2 separate regions of the Homo sapiens genome follow, and region 1 is linked to region 2. The links are chromatin contacts, found by Hi-C or POLR2A ChIA-PET in ENCODE. All regions are on one chromosome and are shown on one strand. Each heading gives the region's core, a stretch centred on a gene start or an enhancer-like site at or near the end of the contact. The rest is flanking DNA. Distances are from core to core; before and after follow the strand shown. Region 1 holds the start of GSEC (G-quadruplex forming sequence containing lncRNA). Region 2 holds the start of MSANTD2-AS1 (MSANTD2 antisense RNA 1).

What was found. A loop is a pair of places that touch in the nucleus more often than their neighbours do. ChIA-PET counts read pairs that join two places held with the same protein, here RNA polymerase II (POLR2A). Pooled maps may share reads with other maps.
Region 1: a loop to region 2 is called in a pooled map, with 3 times the contacts of the local background. The contact joins the promoter of GSEC here to the promoter of MSANTD2-AS1 in region 2. A Hi-C loop is called at or near these places in 1 of 50 pooled maps. POLR2A ChIA-PET finds 5 or more read pairs at or near these places in 2 of 52 experiments (A673 and activated CD4-positive, alpha-beta T cell).

Annotation. Positions count from the first base shown.
Region 1 is chr11:126,352,715-126,358,962 of GRCh38, reverse strand. GSEC (G-quadruplex forming sequence containing lncRNA) reads left to right here and starts at 3,376. Exons shown (of 2, transcript NR_033839.1): 1 at 3,376-3,521. It overlaps ST3GAL4 (ST3 beta-galactoside alpha-2,3-sialyltransferase 4), which reads right to left and starts at 3,277. Exons shown (of 11, transcript NM_001254757.2): 1 at 3,121-3,277. RefSeq lists enhancers at 1-669, 2,319-2,468, 2,156-2,899, 2,900-3,641, 3,642-4,385 and a silencer at 3,059-3,438.
Region 2 is chr11:124,798,517-124,804,590 of GRCh38, reverse strand. MSANTD2-AS1 (MSANTD2 antisense RNA 1) reads right to left here and starts at 4,163. Exons shown (of 5, transcript NR_103862.1): 1 at 3,335-4,163; 2 at 2,434-2,607. It overlaps MSANTD2 (Myb/SANT DNA binding domain containing 2), which reads left to right and starts at 4,185. Exons shown (of 4, transcript NM_001308027.2): 1 at 4,185-4,720. The coding sequence starts at 4,211. RefSeq lists silencers at 3,833-4,502, 4,543-4,782, 5,183-5,262, 5,493-5,542 and an enhancer at 3,999-4,606.

The DNA of each region.
Region 1 (6,248 bases), core at 2,127-4,626, 1.6 Mb before region 2:
TTCCTCACAATCAAGGCCCAGGTGGGAAACTGGAGGCCCAGCCAGACCCACACCTCACTTCAGCCCGAGCAGCAGCAACCTCCTCCCTGCTGGGCCAGCAGTGGCACCCAGGGCTTCAGTATAGGCAATCCTACCATCTTATCACATCCTATCACAGGGCAGTGTGGGGTACAGGGGAACAGAGATGGGGTTGTGGCCAGGCTGTAGGTCCCAGGTAAAGGGCTCAGCCAACACTAAAAACCCACAGCTCTGGACACCCACACCCTCTAACCCCGAAATGCAACAACCCAAGCAACCTTTGGGGGAATTCAGCCCCTGCAGGGCTCAGGGGCTCCAGTCAGAAAGCTGACCAGCACTTGGCTAGGGCCTGGGCATCGCACGCTGCTGCTCTCACGTGAAGCTACACTGACCACTTCCTCAGTCTGTAGAATAAAGGACATCATTCACACACCTCCCTCCCCGAAATGTGGCAGGGGTTGGGGTGATTCTGAGGCCAGGGACAGCCAGTAGTCCATCCAGGGCCACTCAGGACACTCATACAGAAGCCTCTGGGAAGGGGGCAACAAAGAAGAGGGGGTTAATAACAAGAGTCACCCAAATCTGCCTACACTCACCATTTCCTCCCGGCAACCAAAAGCTTCAGGTCAAGGTCGTGGGTCTTGAGTAGGAAGGAGGATCCCAGCGTGAGGGAAACACGGAGCGGGAGCTAAACCACCAGCAGGGGCCTGTTGCAGGGAAACGTCCAGCCGGCCCAGTGCGACTGAACTGAGGGGGCAGGAAGCAGGGGCTGTTTGCTCGGGGTGTCCCACCCTGCACTGCTGGACTGCCCCGCTCTCCAGCATCTAAGGTCCATCTCCGAGGGGCCAGGAGCTGGGCTAGGCTCTAGCGGCTGCCTTGATGGCAATCTGTAGGCTTGGACTTCAGACCCCACTTGGGGCCCAAGCTCCCTCTCCATCCCCTGCAGGCCCCCCAGCCAGCTCCTTTCCCTATCGGCCCAGGGTCTGGAACTTGGCAGGCACGGAAACATTTGTATTAGTCCAAGATAGAGGGATCCCTTCCCTCCAACAGATGGTGCAAACCTTTGAGCCATTCTGAGAAGAATTCCCAATTCCATTGGGACAACCCCAGGAGCAGCCTCTCTGAGGAGAGACCCAGAGAACGTGCCCAAGTCAGACCTGGGGTAGCCCCCAAAGCAAGGGCAGATGGTGGCCAGTGGGGAGTTAGGACAGAATGACAGCTCAAGATGGAGCACAGAAAGGGGGTTTGGTCTCTCTGCTCCTGCTGGGGAAGGGAGCCCTTTCCAGGATTAAAAGTCCAGAAAGGAGCAGATTCTTAGTTCTATCCAGAAAACCGGATTCTAGGAGTCTAACGAGGTTGGGAGGCTGGCGGGGGCACGGCACTCTCTTCCTGAGAAGCAGAGGGCCAGTCACTGCTTCCCGTAGGGAAGGCAGCCCAGAGGCACCTCAGCCTGGGCCGCCAGCTCACAGAGAAGGCGGCCCTGTTGTCTCTGAACAACAACCCATCCCCAAGCTAAAGACACCCACTCTGCCCAAAGTCCAAGCTGGCAATTTCCAATTCACTCTTCTAACTCTTCCTTCCATGTGCACCCTCACAACCTCGGTTACCATCTTGGAGTCTGGGGGATCTGGCCCCAACTCCTGGCAAGCTCCCCATGTCTTGACAGAGCCCAGGGCCCATGGGGCAGCTTAGGATCACCCACCCAGCGCAATGGGGCCAGGCACAGGAGCAGTCTGGGAGTGGGCCAGGAGCAGGGCAGGGAACGGTCAAGGGGCATTCCCAGACCAGCTCTCAGCAAGCAAAACAACCTCCCGAGTTCATTTCTAGGCCCCAAACAGCGGGCACGTCCCCGGAACCCACTCTAGAATTATCGGGCAGCTTTGGAGAGTAACAGCATGGGAGAAATATTACCAATAGTGAATATTTATACAGCTCTCCCTCCGTGCAGGCGCCTTTCAAAGCACTTAGCATATATCAACTCATTTAAAATCCCCCTGGCAGATGCCAGGGCCAGGACCTAGAGGAGGTGGAGTCTGTAGGACGGGTCCGGCACAGCTCAGGAGACAGTGACACGGGTGTGTGTCTCTTGTGAGAACTCAGCCTGTACCAGGCCTGTTCCCAAAGTTCAAAAAGAATGAGTCCGCCTGAGCCTGGCTTCCACGCGGTACCCGCCTCCGGCGGTGGAAAGTACAGGCTTCCCCAAGAGGCCTGTGGGGGGTGCCAGCTTGTGGGTGGCCATGAGGTCAGACAGGGCACAGCTGGGCACCCGAACACTGCCTACACTCCCAGCCTTCTGGCAGCAGTTCCCTTAAGCCAGGCCCTCAGGACCCAGGCTGGGGAGCAGAGGAAGCAGCCACAGTAGGTCAGGCCTCAAGCTGCCCAGACAGAGCCTCCCCCCAGGACTGGGAATGGAGGGGCAGTGCTGGCAGACATGTTGGCAGTTCTGGGCTGGCCGGGAGGTCCCTGCCAGCCAGGTCCCCGAGGAAACACCCACAGCAGACAGCTGAGCCCACTCCCCCCATCGCATCCCTCCCACTGCTCACCACCCATGCAGCCCTGAGGCACAGTGGCCTAGGCCTGACGACCCCCATAACGTGGCCCTAGGACCCTGGGCACAGCCGGCCTCCCACTGACAACTCCACCTTTGGGTCCTGCTCAGCGACCTTGCGACTCCTGCACACAGGCGGACCCCGCAAAGCCTGTCACCTCCAGCACAGTCAGCTCCCAAGTGCTGGACCTGACCGGGGTAGTTGTGGGAGAAACCATCGCTCGAGGATGCTGGAGGTGGGGGCCGCCGCTTCAGTCCGGGCGCAGGGCTGGGGGATTGGGGGCGGAAACTTTCCGCAGAACTGTCCCGCTTGCTCACTCCAAGGGAACGGAGAGGATCCGGCTTCCCGCGAAAATCTGGTCCAGGGAAAGGGACCCCGGAAAGCAGCTCCGCAGGGCTGTGGCAGCCCCACCCCGACCCGCGCTGCGCCCACGTGCAGGGCCCGACCCCCTCCGGGAGGCGCGGCGCCGGCTGGGGTCAGGCGGCCGAGGACCCCGCGGCTCCCCGCCCCGCCCCGCCCCGCGGGCCCCCGCGCACCGCCGCCGCGTACTCACCCTCACGGGTGGAGCGGGGCGGGGCAGCACGGTTCCGCGCGCAGCTCCGATCCGCTAGGCGCACCGACCGGCGGCGCAGCGCTGGCGCGACGGCTCGACTCGGCCGGGTCCCTGTCCCGGGCGCGGGTCCGGCCTGGGAGCGGGCGAGTCCGCCTGCAGGGGAGGCGGGGACCCGGGCCCGGGTTGGGGGCGGGGAAGGGGCTGGACACGCTTGCGCACACGGCGGCCCGACTCCCAGGAGCTCCCGGGAGGGGTAGAAAGGGCGGGGTGGAGGAGGGGGAAGGGCGGGGGTGATGCCGCGCGGTCGCAGGCTTGGGATGGTGTTCGCGCCTCCGAGACCCGGACAGAGGCAAGCAGGGGCGCCGTGGGTGCCAGAGAGGCGGAAGAGGAGGCCTGATGGGGTGAGCACAGGGCCAGGGCAGGCACTGCCTGTGAATGGCGCCAGGGTGGGTATGCCCAGCGCAGCCAAGGCGCTCGCTCCCGGGAACAATGAGAATCAAGAAAGGGTGCAGTGCTCTATCCCACGGGGAACGGTGTCCTTCCCTCACTGGGGAAACTGGGGCAGGGTCCTGTTCCGGGAGCCTATGCTTCCCGTGCCCCATGCACGCAAGGCAGCCAGTCAGTCCCCTGGGCCCAGACGTGGGCCCTTCCTCTGCTTCGGTTGGGGCCTGCTGCCCCTAAACTGCTCTCTCTGCACCCCTCACTTGCATACTCTTTATCTTGGCCTCAGAAAGTTTCTCAGTTTCCTTTCCGTTATTGAAGGCGCCAGGCATCCTGTCTCCAGGAAGAAACCCCTGGGCCCCTGACCCTGGTTCTTTGGACCCAGGCATCCCCCCAAATAAACCTGGGAACTGCCCAGGCTGAAGAACAGTTCAGAAGTCACCCTACAGGACAATCCACAGCCCCTTAGGCCAGTCCCTTTCACAGGTCAGCACAGTGTTTCCGGAGCCCCACGTATCAACAGCCCAGTGCCGGGAGCGCCAGGGGCTCCAAGGAAACTATCAGACCCATTCCCTGTCCCCAGGAAGCTTACCATCCAGCGGCACAGAGAAGGCTCACCATGGACTCCATTCAAGAACGAGGCAGGATAGGATGTGAATAAGTGCAAGGTGTGAGTGACTGACAGTAAGTGCAAGGGGGTTCAGAGAAGTGGCAGCTCCAAGCCTGCTTCTGCTGAAGCTGGAGGGCTTATCTGTCAAGAACCCCCAACTCAGGAAGCTCTGCTCCAAGTGAGCTGAGTAAGGAGAGTCTGCCTCCAAGTTGTTCCTCTGCAGGTGACTGTGCTCCATGCTAAATCATTCCTTGCACGGGCAGAAGCTGTTTGGCATTGCACCAGTGTCTGATTTTGTTTGAATATGGTGCCTTTGGCTTAATCAGTCAGACATGCATTCAACAACTATTTATTTATTTATTTATTTATTTATTTATTTATTATTTTGAGACAGAGTCTCGCTCTGTCGCCAGGCTGGAGTGCACTGGCGTGATCTTGGCTCACTGCAACCTCTGCCTCCCGGGTTCAAGTGATTCTCCTGCCTCAGCCTCCCGAGTAGCTGGGACTACAGGCGCGTGCCACCATGCCCAGCTAATTTTTGTATTTTTAGTAGAGACGAGGTTTCACCATGCTGGCCAGGATGGTCTCGATCTCTTGACCTTATGATCCGCCCGCCTCGGCCTCCCAAAGTGTTGGGATTACAGGCGTGAGCCATTCAACAACTATTTATTGCATGCCATCTCCAGGCCTGGAATTAAGCTGGGTATAAAGAACACAATGACTAAGTCCCTGCCTCGGGCAAGTCGAGGAAGAGGGAAGAGCCTCCTTGTTCTACAGATGGGAAGACTGGCCCAAAGGGAGTAAGCAGCTGCCCTTCATAACTAAGTGAATCTGACAGAACTGATCCAAGCGTCAGCCCAGCCTCTAAACTTGGCCATTTGATGAACTAGATCTAAGCACAGTTTGCAGTTCTTGCCGTGAATCACGTAAATGTCACTCTACCAGAAAATGGAACTTAAGAACCAGCATTTGTTCCTGGAGACCTGAGTTCCAACTCTTGTCTCTGCCACTAAATAGCTTTAGTTTTCTTACTGGGGTGGGGGGAGGGGAAAGGAAATAACTGCTTATTCAAAGGGCTATTGTTGGCATTAAATCAGGCAATGGATGCGAATTTGGTCTGAAAGCATAACCTGCTATATATAAGTGTGTGCTGTTACTATGCAGGTGGCGTGCCTTTTCTAACCTATAAGCTGTATTCAGGCCTCTCCCCCAGCTTATCCCAAGCCTGGTTACTAGGTGCCCAGAAGCTAACCGTAATTCTGCTCCCCTCAGGTTAGGCCACAATGTGCTTACTCATGATGATCTTTTCCCTCCAGTTTCTTAACAGCATGGCCACAAGCTTAGCTCACTGCCTAGAAGCCATGTCATCTTTGGGGCAGGAGGGAAGCAATTCTGGTGCCTTTCTCCTCTTCTCTTCTCTCTTTTTCTTTCTTTCTTTTCTTCCTTCCTTCTTTCCTTCCTTCCTTTCTCTCTCTTCTTGTCTTTCCATCTTTCCTTCTCCTCTTCTTTCTTTTTCTTTCTTTCCTTTCTTCCTTCCTTCTTTCCTTCCTTCCTTTCTCTCTCTTTTTCTTGTCTTTCCATCTTTCTTTCTCCTCTTCTTTCTTTTTCTTTCCTTTCTTCCTTCCTTCTTTCCTTCCTTCCTTTCTCTCTCTTTTCTTGTCTTTCCATCTTTCCTTCTCCTCTTCTCTTTTTCTTTCTTTTTCTTCCTTCTTTCCTTCCTTGCTTTCTCTCTCTCTCTTCTTGTCTTTCCATCTTTCCTTCTCTTCTCTTTTTCTTTCTTTCCTTTCTTCCTTCCTTCTTTCCTTCGTTCCTTTCTCTCTCTCTTTTCTTGTCTTTCCATCTTTCCTTCTCCTCTTCTCTTTTCTTTCCTTTCTTCCTTCTTTCCTTCCTTCCTTTCTCTCTCTTTTCTTGTCTTTCCATCTTTCCTTCTCCTCTTCTTTCTTTTTCTTTCTTTTTTTTTCTTCCTTCCTTCTTTCCTTCCTTCCTCTCTCTCTCTCTTTTCTTGTCTTTCCATCTTTCCTTCTCCTCTTCTCTCCTCTCTCCTCTCCATGTGCTTTTTTGGCCCCAGGCCCCCCTT
Region 2 (6,074 bases), core at 2,914-5,413:
ATCTCAAGAGAAACTGCCAGAAGCTGCAGGGTATTTTCAAATCTAGCCTTGAAAGTCACAGTGTCACTTGTATCGCATTCGGTTTATCAAGGTAGTCACCAAGACCCACCCACATTCAAGGGGAGGAGATATAGACTCGATTAATTTCTTCCTGGGAGAATGTCAAACAATGTGCAGACATGTTTTAAAACCACCATAGGCATGGCAAAGAGTTTGGATTATATCATTCCAAGGGAAAGTCATTGGTGGATTTTTTTGTTTGTTTTTGAAACAGGGTCTTGCTCTGTCACCCAAGCTGGAGTGTACTGGCTCGATCATGGCTCACTGCAGCTTCAACCTCCCAGGCTCAAGCAATCCTCCCACCTCAGCCTACCGAGTAGTTGCAAGTACAGATGTGCACCACCATGCCCAGCTAATTAAAAAAAAAAAAACTTTTTGTAGAGACAGGGTCTCACTAGGCTTGGATTTTTAAAAAGAGAATGACGTGCAATGATATACAATTTTAATCAACTGCTCCATCAGGATTACTAGATACAAAATAAGATAATCAATTAGTATTTTTATATACCAGCAAAAAAATTAGAAATTAGCCAGATGTGTTGGTGCATGCCTGTAGACCCAGCTACTTGGGAGGTTGCAGCAGGAGGTTTGCTTGAGCCCCGGAGGTTGAGGCTGCAGTGAGCCATGTTTACACCACTGCACTCCAGCCTGGGTGACAGGGCAAGACCCTGTCTCAAAAGAAAAAAAATAGAAAATAAAATTTAAAAATGATACCACTTACAAAAACATTTTAAAAAATCAACTACCTAGGAACAAACTGAACAAAAATGTGTAAGACCTTTATGAAGTAAATAACGTAATTTTATTGAGAGACTAAAGGTTTATACCATTTCCAAGGACTCTACGGGTGATTACTGTACAAATGTCAGTTCTCAAATTGGTCCACAGATTCAATGCAATACCATTCAAAATAACCGCAGTTTTTTTCTGTAGAATTTGACAAATGAATTCTAAAATGTATAGGAGAATGCAAAAGATTAAGAATAGCAAGCTACTCTTGGAAGAGGAGGAGGAAAAGCAAGAGGGTGAGGAGGCACTTGCTGTATTCGACATAAGACTTACTATAAACTCACAGTAATTAAAGCAGTGTGATATTATTACAAGCAACACAAATAGAAAAATGGATAGACAAACAGATGAATGTAATAGAAGAGCCCAGAAACACACCCATGCATATAGGGACACTTGTTTTTGTTTTGTTTGTTTGTTTGGAGACGGAGTTTCGCTCTTGTTGCCCAGGCTGGAGTACAATGGTGCCATCTCGGATCACCGCAGCCTCTGCCTCCCAGATTCAAGCGATTCTCCTGCCTGTGGCCCTTTGGGGAGTCCAGACCTAGGAGCTCCCCGAACCAGGGCTCTTACACCCTCTTTGGGACTCTGCAGTTCCTGGTGTCGCCAAGCTTCTGGGAGCCACCACATTCCCTGGTACCATCAGCAGAAGCTGCTCGTGGTATGCCTGGTCCAGCCGCAACCTCACAGGGAGCCAGTGCCCATGCTGGCTCCTGGAGCTGCCCAACCTGCCATAGCTGATGTGCCTGGCTGTGGGCAGTGGCCAGACCCCACACTTGCTCGCTCATGCACCCCTTGCTGCTCTGTGCCTGGCTTACCCTTGGCAGGTGTGGGATCTGGGCTGGTAGCATGAGCTGAGTGCAGCCTGCCAGGCTGAGTGGGCAGAAGGAACCTAGTGGGCCCAAGCAAAACTTGGGCAAAGGCACCACCAGCCACAGAGATTTCTGGCTGGCAAAGCCACATCCCGAGGATCCCATGATAATAGGAGGAGGGGTTTTTGTTGTTGTTGTTTTTCAGACTTGTGGGACAATGACAGAAGGTTAAAGTGGTAATTTAAAAACTCTTTGGAGGGCTGGGTGCAGTGGCTCATGCCTGTAATCCCAGCACTTTGGGAGGCAAAGGTGGAGGATCACTTGAGCCCAGGAGTTTGAGACCAGCCTAGGCAACATGGTGAAACCCCATCTCTACAAAAAATACATAAATTAGCCGGGAGTGGTGGCACATACCTGTGGTCCCAGCTACTTGGAAGGCTGAGGTGGGAGGATCGCTTGAGCCTGGGACCAGAGGTTGCAGTGAGCTGAGATCACACCACTGCACTCCAGCCTCAGTGACAGAGTGAGACCCTGTCTCCCACACACACACACACACACACACACACACACACACACCCCTCTTTGGAATCTCTGATTTAGTATATGATTTAGGCACAACTCTCCCTTTCATACACACCAAATACCTTATGACATTAAAACATTTATCACTGGGCTGAATGAGAGTTAATTTTGTTTTGATAGATGTTTCAGATTCTTTTACAGTCCTCACACAATGTTTACTGTGAACCAGGCACCGTTCTAAGGACTTTACCTGTATTAATTCTCTCAACAATGCTGTGACGTCATCCTCATTTTACAGATGAAGAAAACAAGGCACTGAGAGCTTGGTTAAGTAACTTTGCTGAGGTCGCAGAACTGGAATTTGAAGCCTGGCAGTCTGACTTTAGAGTCCATATTCTTAACTGAGGTGCTAGACTGCATCTTTCTTTGGAAAAAAGGGAAGAGGATATCATAAATTCGGGAACTTCCTCAGGCTTCTTCTGTTAGCTTACAAACTATGGTTAGCATTTTCATATGACATACGAGAACAATTATCTCCTCCTCTACTTTATCCCTATTGCTTAATCCTTTGGCTTTTCAGTAACACCCAAAGACAACCAGTCATTCTCTCCAGTGAGTCTCAGAGTTAAAAATTTAGCTGTCTTCAATAAGAATGATACATTGGACTTTGGGGACTCGGGAGCTCAGGGGTAAGGGGAAGGCTAATGAGGGACAAAAGACTACACATTGGATACAGTGTACATTGCTCGGACGCACCAAAATCTCAGAAATCACCACTAAAAACCTTATTCATGTAACCAAACGCCACCTGTTACCCCCAAAAATCGATTGAAATAAAACAATAATTTAAAAAAGCACATACCCCCCAAAACATAGTTGACCTCAGCTTAAAAAAAACTAACATACATTTGTTATTTTAAAAAATATTGCATAGTTTATTTGCATTCATTGGTCAGCATCCTCAGTTATGTCTGCTTTGAAAGAAAAATCCGCTGAGGTTTTAAGTTAATGATCCAAGATATCCAATTAAGATTTTCAGCTTTGAAAAATATGGAAATACGGTACAGCTGTGTACTGGATGTGCTGTGCTACTGTTAAGTTCCAGCACTTTAAGGAACGTTTCAGGAGTGACTAATACACTAATTCATTACCAGAGGTCACAGAGCTGTCATAATTGACAGTGTTCTTTGAGTACGAAAAACCGGAAAACGATGCAACTTCCAAAGCACGGAGGATGGAGACTGGTATTGGAAAGTAACTTTTCTGCTGGGCTCAGGAGTTTTTATATGCTCAAGCTATAGACAACTGTACCAACGCAATAGACTAATGTAATCTAACTATTCTACAAACGGCCACACCTACCCAGACTAACTGGAAAACAATAGTTTATAACTGGAATTAAATAGTTGCTGTTCTTTAATTAATGAGATCGGTGTTCTTGAAAAGCTACAGCGTACGAACTCTACCCTGGTCCATATCTGCTTTTTAAAGCCTTCCCCAGAACCGCTCTCACTTCAGCCTTGGTGCCTTCCCGGATATACCCTCCAGAGGCTTCCCCGGTCCCCATCCTGGACGTCAGCCTCTGCACCTAGAGGCCGGCTTAGAGGGAAGACGGGCAGAGGCGGGGGAGACAGGAGAGAGAGAAACGGTCTATTCCTCCTTAACTCCGGGCCCCCTCGAGGGCCTCACCCCTCCTCCCGGGGGCTGAGATTGGAGAGGAAGTGGGAAGGCTCCAATCTGTTCCTCACTCCAGCGCCCTCATGCCCCCACCCTTCTCTTCAGCTCGGGGCTTCGGCGCGCCTCGTCCCCGCCCTTCGCCCCGGGAGAGGAGCGGGCGGCGTGGGAGGGCTCGCGGAGAAAGGCCCAGGGGAGTGGACGACCTCCGCCCGGCAGCCACATCCTCAGCAGCAGAGACCCGGAGCCATCCGCCCGCGGGCGAGCCAGGCCCGAGGGCAGCCCCGGAGACCGCGGTGGCCGGATGCGCGGGCGCGTCACTTCCGGGCGGTGCAGCGGCGGCCGCTTGGAAGATGGCTGCGCCCTGTGGCTCGGAGCTGCCCGCCAACTCGCCGCTAAAAATTCCGAAGATGGAGGTGCTTTCCCCGGCTTCTCCTGGTGGCCTGAGCGACGGAAATCCATCGCTGTCCGACCCTTCCACGCCTCGGGGTGCCTCCCCGCTCGGGCCGGGCAGTGCGGCGGGCTCGGGGGCAGCGGCGTCCGGGGGTCTCGGGCTGGGGCTGGGGGGCCGCAGCGCCGCCTCGTCCTCGGTCTCCTTCTCCCCTGGTGGCGGCGGTGGCGGGGCTGCGGCAGCCGCCGCCGCCGCCTGCCGGGGCATGTCGTGGACGCCAGCCGAGACGAACGCGCTCATCGCAGTGTGGGGCAACGAGCGGCTGGTGGAGGCGCGGTACCAGCAGCTGGAGGGAGCCGGCACGGTGTTCGGCAGCAAGGCCCCCGGGCCAGCCATGTACGAGCGCGTGTCCCGGGCCCTGGCCGAGCTGGGCTACGAGCGGACCCCGTCCCAGTGCCGGGAGCGCATCAAGGTAACCGGCCGCCCGGCCTGGGGCAGCGAACCAGAGGCAGAGAGAAGGCGGGGAAGCGGGCCTCGGGGGCGGGGGCCGGTCTGAGGGCAGGGCTCTCCTCCGGGGCCCGGTGGGCGATTCGCATCTCCTCCGCCTTTTTCTTCTCTCCCTGGGAAGGGGGCTTTTTCCCAGATGGCCGCCAGCCCGTAGGTTTCCTGAGTTTGAAGTTGGGCGTGCCTGCCGCCGCCCCTCTTTCTTGCCAATTGAGATGTTCCTGCGCTCTGAAGTTGGTAGTTTCTCATTGTGCGCCGTGCGGCAGTCCCCGTGCCGCTGGCGCCTCTTGCCCCCACCGCCGGGGCCCCTCGCTTTGTTCCAGGCGGAGGGGCTCCCAGGCAGAGGCTTACCGGCCGGGGCAGGATTGAGGAAGGGCAGAAGGGGGGGGCATTGAGCCCCTAGTTTAGGAATAGTTAATAAGTGGCCGTAGCGGAGCCATAGAAAAAGCGCCTTGGGACGACTGGCCTTTGTGTCAGTCGCTTTGCTTCTATCTTGAGCTACGAAGGACGAGTAAGACTAGAGATGCTTTGGAGAATTGGAAAGGCTTGATTGTAGCCAGATTGTGTATTGTTACCGCGGAGTTAGTGTACACCATAAAAGTTAGCTTGGCCAAGAGTTGGTCTGGAATTTGGATTGTCGATGCCTCCAGAGTTAGATTGGCTTGAGGCCCTGCGGTTTCTTAGGAAGCTCCTTCAGGAAAGCCAGTTTTTCCCTGCTTCAGTTTCTGTGCCGGATGTGGTGACAAGTAGAACTCTCAGTGTGCATCTGGCCGTCCTTGTGTACCTGCATGTTTAAATGCAGAGGCTTAATTTGGGCTAGAAATCTTAGCCAGGTTAAGATTTTGCTACTAGAACTGACTCTAGGCTTTCATATTTGTATTATTGGCAGATAAGGAGTTGTATTTTAGTTAAGCTCATTTCCTCATCGTAGTGGCTGCTAAAAAGATTGTGATAGGATTCTCCCAGTTTTTACTGAACTACTTATCCTATTATCTGTGCACTTCTTTTCTGATACAGCTGGCACTTTTTCTGGGAACTTCTTGAGGGGGGATAAAAACCACCAAGAACAATTATAAAATAAGAATGATCACACTAAAGAGCAATAATAAAGTCTAATAGGCGCAATCATGAGTTAGAGTAAGCTAAAGGAGGGAAATTGCACCAAAGTTCTCCAGGTCTTGGCTCCAGTAGTATTTCTTTGGGGATGTTGTTGCTTAGAAAACTGGGTCCACAAACTAAGATATTTAAAACCTACTATTGTTCAAGGAATTTGCCACCCATTAATTACTCCATTACAAATTTAAATTAGTGTATTTGATAAC